3 separate regions of the Mus musculus genome follow, and regions 1 and 3 are each linked to region 2. Evidence: chromatin loops called from intact Hi-C (ENCODE). Cell type or tissue: gastrocnemius. All regions are shown on one strand.

What was found. Hi-C counts contacts between places; a loop is a spot of excess contacts. Peaks named below come from ENCODE experiments on the same cell type or tissue, not always from the same donor. Only the 100,000 strongest peaks of a DNase experiment are listed, where the experiment ranks them.
Region 1: a loop joins it to region 2, with 2.1 times the contacts of the local background. A loop is called at or near these places in 3 of 42 quality-filtered maps.
Region 3: it touches region 2 in a loop (2.9-fold over the local background); 3 of 42 quality-filtered maps call a loop at or near these places.

What each region holds. Positions count from the first base shown.
Region 1 is chr13:44,398,273-44,400,772 of GRCm38, forward strand. Gm33958 (a long non-coding RNA gene) reads right to left here and starts at 1,889. Exons shown (of 4, transcript XR_873330.1): 1 at 1,832-1,889. In gastrocnemius, no CTCF peak of the experiment used is centred here; DNase peaks (open chromatin) are centred at 139, 528, 1,207, 1,662 and 1 more place.
Region 2 is chr13:43,863,751-43,866,250 of GRCm38, forward strand. Gm33195 (a long non-coding RNA gene) reads left to right here. Exons shown (of 3, transcript XR_873323.2): 2 at 2,072-2,289. Among named protein-coding and RNA genes, the nearest start is that of Gm33195, 1.8 kb to the left of the region's middle. In gastrocnemius, a CTCF peak has its summit at 1,020 (motif pointing right); DNase peaks (open chromatin) are centred at 162, 969 and 1,530; H3K4me3 peaks cover 1,352 bases; H3K27ac peaks cover 1,680 bases.
Region 3 is chr13:44,408,072-44,410,571 of GRCm38, forward strand. No RefSeq gene overlaps it. Among named protein-coding and RNA genes, the nearest start is that of Gm33958, 9.2 kb to the left of the region's middle. In gastrocnemius, no CTCF peak of the experiment used is centred here; a DNase peak (open chromatin) is centred at 1,458; H3K4me3 peaks cover 566 bases; H3K27ac peaks cover 2,500 bases.

The sequences.
Region 1 (2,500 bases), 530 kb after region 2:
CTTCAGGGCAGATTTCAGGAATCAGCAAAGGTACACCATGACCTGGAGGGCATGTGTGGGAATGCTTTGAAACAAGGGAACCACAAGGATGTCAAGTCAGGAAAGAAAAACAATAATTCATTCACTACACTCCCTGTGAGGACAGTGGAAGGGCACAGCCTTAGGGGTGCATCAGGGTAAGTCTCACTTTAAGACCAGAGTCATTCTCGGGGGTCAAGAAGACCTGTGAGGAAACCTGTGAAGGACAGACAACCAGAGAGCATTGTAGAGCAGGGGTAAATTACATTAAAATTAGCACATGATTTATATATACTTATAATCTGCCAAATAGCTATAGGCTTGGCCAGGATACTTCCATATGTTGTGGTAAATCACTTGGAAGGCCAACTGAGCATTTGTGGCATTTCGGAGATGCCAGCTTTGGCTAGGAGGTTGGCGGCTGCTGGGGGCAGTAACCTACCTTGTGTGAAGAGAGAAATAGAGTCTAACTCCAAGAGAACAGATGGCAAAACTGTGGGAGCCTCCACATCGCCTCCCTTCTCGAGAAATGTGTTAGGATACCTGTGCTGGCAAACAGGCCAGACTGGTCCCGACGCCCACGCCCGCACAGCCAGCCTGGGTTGCCCCTTGGCTTCTCACTAACACAGTGAAGAAGGATGGGGGCATCTGGTTTTTACTAGTTCTCGCTCAGTGTTACAAGGCAGTTTCCTCACACCTCATAGCGGGAGCCCTCCACCCATGGGGAAAGGGCCTTGCAAAAGGAGGAATCCAAAGAGTTTGTACAAGATAGAAAAGAAGGAACCCCTGGCATCTAGGCCGTAGTTGGTTGCATAAGGATTCTGTTTCTCTGAGGCTTCCTCTTGTCTGTGAGCAAACTGAGCGTGGTAGGGTCTTTCCAGAGCCCATCCCCAGAGGACAGGGCAGCACAGAAAACTCGGAACAGAGGAGCATGGCAAATGGTTTGCATCTGAGCCCCTGACCTCCCCTTGGACTCAGCCAGTATCCCCATCACTGCCCAATCATATCCTTAAGTCCTAACCCCGTCAGAGAGAAGCAAGAAAGATGACAGCACTGTGCCTACAACCTGAAAACGAACCAGAGCCAAGCTGAGACAGGACCCACCCTGGTGACCAGATGGCTCCTCTTTAGTCTGCACTTCCCGGGGGGGGGGGGGGGTAGGGGGGGGGGCCTCTGGAAGCTCAGGAGTACCCGCAGGGAAATACCTCGTGGCTGGCAAGTCACCAACCACACCCTGGCCATCTGACTGTATGACAAGGCTGTAAGGGTGTGTGTCCTTATTTCTCTGGACATCCAAAAAGCTCAGCTGGTCATTTCCCTTAGCTTCATTCCCTCCTTTGACCATCAGGACAGTGAGACATCTGAAAACCTGTGGTCAGCGCCAGACCAGAAACAGAAGAGAAAGAAGCCACCTTCTTTCCCCAGCATGCCGCCCCAGGGAGCCAGGCCTTTACTTTCACATATGCTGGAGGTGTGGTGTCCAAGAGAAAACCTTTTGAACTGTTTTTTTTTTTTTTTTTGGAATCTCCAAAAAGACCCTGCACATCAAAGGGGACCCAGTCCCTCCCTCGCTGTGCATGGCAGGCATTGTTAAGCATTTTGCATGAATCAACCTCCTTCTGAAAGAGAAAGCAAACCCAAAGCATGTGGCCAGCCCGTGGCCACAGCGGCGGCCCCACGCACATGCAGCACACATGGCCTTGCCTGGTTCAGTAGATTCAAATGCCGCCGCAGCTACAAGAACCTTTCTCACTACTCCCCCAGGCCAGGATACAATGGGGCCAGTTGTTGGAGATATCACATATAGACCTACCTCTTAGGAGTCTGTGCAAACTCTGACTCCAGTCATAAGGGAATCCCTGCTGGGCCACCTAAAAAAAAAAAAAAGTCAGGTTGAGATGCAGTCTGGGGTGAACAGAGAGGCCTGTGTGAGCCATTGGCACTGGGCCCAGAAAGCCACACTCCTGAGCAAGCTTCAGTGTTGCTGGCTTTCTGCAGAGGAGTCCAGACCCTGAAAGGATGAAGGGGTGGGTTCCATCCATAGCTTCAGACTTTTGTCATCTACCTTCATGGATCTGTCTGGTTCCCTACAGGTGGCTAGGGTGATGGGCGGAGCATTCGAGACCCTGCTGAAGGCCACTGATGTCCCCACGGAGCCTAGACATTGAGGAATGTCTGTCTCTCCCTGGCCAATATGGAGGAAGGCATCTCCGGGCCCTTCCTGAAAAAAAAAAAAAAAAAAATGGACCTGAGGTTTTCCTGGAGATAAATGGAACCATTTTAAAGGGAGATGCTTTTTTAAAGAAGCCAACTTCTCTGGTAGCAAAGTTCTAGGTTCAGGAAAAGAAAGAAAAGGGTTCAAACCCTACGAATACAACTCAATCGGTAAGTTTTAATTAGCAGTTCAAAACTGCCCACATTCTGGGTTTCTAATTAATAGGCACAATTTCCGTTGAGTTCTACTTCAGCGAGAGCTATATAA
Region 2 (2,500 bases):
GGATGTTAAGGATGGCTAGATTCTGGAGGCGGAGCCATTTTTGCCTCTGTAACAGCATCCTACAATGGTGAAACAGCTTATAGTCCTTCAAAGTGCCCCGAAATACAGGGTGGGTTAGATGCCACCTGGGGGCAATCCTGGATTTGTTACAGAGGGGCAGTGTGCAAGGGGAACCACAACCAGACGGGAGAGAGGGAGAGAGGCCATTCACAAGAAACAATGTGCTCGGCCCCAAAAACCCTTGGAGACTGGACTTGTCAGAGCCCATTCTGATTCCCCCACCTAACATTTTGTAGTGTGGTCAGCTCAGTGTTCAAGGGTGGGCTGGTTTATGTCAACATGGTGGGATTACCACAAAAGTCATTCTTTGTACTTTTGAATGCGGCTTTTCCAATGGGGAAAATTAAAACCAACTAAATTGACTTTTTTTCCCCCTCTGTGACCCAATTCCTGGCTTTCTCTGCTTTGTCCTCCGCTGACCAATCCTTTAGGCTCCTTAAGATCTTGATACCATTTGTAGCAAGAAGTTCTAGGGCACTGAGCCACTGACAACCAGGAGCATCCTTACTCTGTTTAATCCTGTACGAGCATCTAGGTGACAGACTAAGGCTTTTAGCAAAAGCAACAAGTGGTTGAAGCAGGGGGACAAGGGCATGTCCCTTCTGCCATCTCTTCATTCACTCGCTGTCCCCCATAGAGGTCTCTGCTAAAGATCTGGTTCGCCAGCTCTACAGCGAGGTCGGAACTCCAACCACAACGACCCGCCACTCCCCCAGGCAGCCTGCTCTGCAGAGGCAGAGCCTTCCACGCCTTCCCGGAGTCTCCGAGCGCACGCGCCACCTGACTAGCGCGGTCATTGGCTGCTGCCTGTTGCTAACCCACGTGACCGGCGCCAGCGCGCTCCGCCCCTGCCCCTGCTAGCCTAGTGCTTTCCTGCGGACGTGCGCTGCTGCCCAGCCTCAGGCTCCAGTCCTGCGCTGGCTGCTGCTGGCTGTCGTCAGCGATGCCGCCGCCGGCCACAAGGTGGCAGTGCCGTGCTGCGTGGCTACACGCCCCTGGAAGCACCGGACCAGCCTTGGTCTGGCAAAAGTTTTCCAGTCTTTCCAGCAGATGCGCCCAGGCCGTGAGCCCTCCCGGGCGGCCTGGAGGCAAGGGATCGGGTGGGGGTGGGGTAGCCGCCGATGTCCTGGGTGGCTTTGGGGGCGATTTGCAAAGGCATGCATTTGTTGTTAAGAGCTCGGAGAAACAGTTTGGGGGAGCCTGTCACAGATGCAAAGTCTGTTGATATTTCCAGGAGTGTTTGGTTTGGTTTGGGCTTTAGGGACCTACAGCAAGCATCGATTCTCGTGGAGGCGAACAACACTGACAGCTACTCTTTGTCTCTCGTCGGGATTCTGAACAGAGCCCGACGTCGCTTCCATTTCAGAGATATATGCCGCTGACACTACCTTGAGAGAGCTCCTGCCTCCATGGTTCCTGACCTGCCTAGAAGGGGAGGGCGCAGGAGACTCTTGTTCTACAGCTGTCCTCGGGATGCCCTCAATTCCCAGGCGCAGGGATAAGCTTGTCTGACCCCATTTGACCCCGCCGCAGGCGCCAGGCGTCCTCATTTATTGCGAGGCCTAAGAGTCCTCAAGGCTTACTGCCTGCCTACCCCCCTCCCCCACCACCCGCCGCTCTTCGTTTTTTGGTGTTTTGTTTTGTTTTGTTTTGTTTTTCCTCTCCTTGTCCTGTGCGGGAATCATATGCCTCCTTCCTGTTGTCTAAGCTCCCCTCTTCCGTAGGCACAAACCTGCCCCCTCTGCGTTTTTTACCTTAAAACAGGTGTTCTGAGGATTGTCTCTAGTTCTGGCGACGTCTTGAAAGAACTGAGTCTGAGCGAGGCAGACAGACGGCAGCATTAGTGGTGATGGAGCTGCACTGCTAAATGTGGAGATGGGAGGGGAAACACACCTGGGCTTCCACAGGGCAGGAGAAGATCTGTCACTTGGGCAGAGCCTTTGAGTCGCACTCAGGTGATCTCCAGGTATCTTTTGTCTGTTTTAACCTGACATTCATTTGCATCTAACAGGACTCCCGAAAGAAGCCTGGTGTAACTGAGTCTGGAATTTTTGCTGGGCTTGCTAGGTCTACACTCTCCCACCTGTGCTCCGAGGAGAGGTGTAGACTATCTCTTGGATTTTGCTTGGAGGATGTCCTTTCCGGACTCAGGACCTAGGAGAGACCAGCAGGAAACAGAACAGAGTCTACATAGGTGAATATCAAAGAATCACCTGGAGAGATTTACAGGTGTGTCCTGGATTTGGGGGAACCATGGAAACACAGAGTCAGCTACCTGTTGTGGTGAAAGTGAAGTCAGGAGTGGGGAAGGGTGGGGAGGGAGAGGGGTGAGGAGGGAGAGGGGTGGAAGGGCTGCTAAACAGTCTCTGTTTCCAAGAGTTAGCAAAACACAGATGTACTAACCTCCCTTGGGTTACTAGATGTACTAACACTCCCTTCA
Region 3 (2,500 bases), 540 kb after region 2:
GACTGGAGCAAAGACCAAACAAAGAATTTTCCTAGAGAGCAGGGGAGACAGAAACACCTAGAAACCTGCTCTCAAAGCAGCCTTTCTTGTTCCGCTGCAGACCACCATGGACGTTATGCAGCATTCTACCTTTCTGCATCCATATTGAGTATGATCAACAGCAGTTGATACCTAAGGTTGCCTCAAAGATAAATAAATAAATAAACAAAAATATGAGAAAGAGGCAATGGACACAAAAAGAATATAATAGGTCAGACCCAACTGTTATTAAACAGAACACATCAAAACAAAAAATGAGAAACCATTTGGGTTTCTTAATAACTGGCCTTTTCTAGCCAAGGACAAAGAAAGGGTTCTAGTTGGCTGGGGAAGTCAGTACCTTTTGAAAGTCTGGAGAGATCTTGCACTAGGGGAAAGCAGTGTAGATATGCAAATGTTCCATTCAAATGCAGCCTGAATATGAGGTAATTCAGTGGACAGAACTACTTTCAAGCCCCCTCTCCAGCTTAGAACTGGTCCAGACCTAACATAGCTTTATCTCCCACAGCCCACACCAAGATAATTCAAGTTGAAAGTCCATTGACAGCGCTTAGGTAGGAGAGCTTGTGGGTTCTGAAGTCTGGAATTCTCATGTAAGACTGTACGCTCTGAGACTGGAGCTCCTGGGTGGTCTCTGCGCTCCCGATGAGACTAATGGACCGATTATGCCATCCCAGAAGTTCTCCCAGTGCATCCTTTATCTTCCTTTTCCTTAGGAGTAGTTCAGAGCTTTCTTCCCCGAAGTGACCTCTGGCAGCCTCTGTGCTGATATCAACTCACATTCCCAGTGAGTGAAAGGATTAACTCAAGGTCACCAAGCAGATAGAAGGTTGAGGCTTGGGTAACACTAATGACTAACCTTGTGTGTCTTATCATTCATGGTCCTATTTATCTCAACCTGTGGATTCCTAGGATATTGCACGCGCGCGCACACACACACACACACACACACACACACACAAAGCCAAACAGGCCCTTCCTGAGAGCATTCAAGGTTGTCCCTGGTGGAGTTCACTCATCTGGAATTATCAAAGGATCTAGCACAGTGGTTAAGATTTAAAAAAAAAAAGTCCCAAGTCTAACAGCTCAGGTTTCTAACCAGGCACCCACTGGATTCCTGGAACCGTGTGGTTGGGAAACTATATATAAACTTCGGAGTTACTGCCTCTCAGGAATGTGAAATCCCATCAACCTCAGCTTTTGGCTAACCCCAAACCTCAGGGATTAAGTCCCCATGGACACACAGGTGTACTTTGCTCCAAAGAGCCCTTCAAAACCTCACCAGAGTTCTCAGCTCTCTTTGGAAATTAACAACCCCGGGTCCAGCGCCCACCGCTCAATTTAGCAATCAGTTTGTGCCTGTAGAAATGCAAACAAGACAGACTCCTGCTCCTCCCGGGCCAAGCTCCGGGCTAGAGAGCCACTGCCAGGCGGCTCCCAGGGGAGATTTCAAGAGGACTTTGCTCAGGTTTGGCATATGCTTCCTGTCCAGACCAGAACAGAGAGTTCCCATCTAGCAGCTGTGAACTCTGACTCACCTGCCTGCAGGAGAATTTCTCCATGTGACAGAGTATTTAACAAGGGCCTAAGGAGCAGGCGTGTTCTGCCGGAGTCTCTGAAGCAAGAGGACAGCTGTGCTCGGGAAGGAGCAGGCGTTGAAGATAGGAGTCTGTGCTAATCTGGAGCTCCCATCTTCTATTGTCTTCTCCCCCCTCACCCTCAGACAAACCCCAGGGTCTGGTGCTCAATTTCTCTTGAGCTAGGGTCCCTAGAGGTGGTCACACCCATACTCACTTTGTGCACTGCCTGTAGGTGTTCACATTCACTGTCCTTTCTGTTGCTTTTAAAAACCATTTACTGTATCTAGGGCTTGGCTTTTGCCGGCAGCCAATGTCACCTTGGTTGTATATACGCACGCTTGAGGTACATTTGTGAATCACTCAGCCATCACCAAAGAAACGTCTTCTCGTGGTAAATGGGACTTAACAGAGAGATCCACCACTGGACAAGGCGCAGAGGATGAGAGACTTTGGAGCACCCAGTCCTACATGGTATGCTCTATCAAACCCTTTCCCTCCACGCTCGGGGATCAACGCGGAAGAGGAACAGAAAGATTTTAAGAGCCAAAGGTAGAGGAAGACTCTAAAGAAACAGTGTCTGCCAGACGCAACAGGACCAATAGGAACTCACAGAGACTGTGGCAGAAGACCCAAAACCTGCACGTGTTCAAATCAGACAAAATGGCCGCCCTGAGAGCAGAAGTGGACACAGGGTCCCACCTCTAACTGAGAAGCTCTTTGTAACTGAGAACTCCTGGGAGAGGGGAAATCTGCTTGCTACAGTGGAGTGGCCCTGGGTTTATCAACCACACTCAGACAGGCTCTATGCCCAGGAAGCAGTTGGCCAACACAAAACAGACTCCATGTTGTTGGTTTGGGGGTGGCAGGGGGAGCTTCTTGCT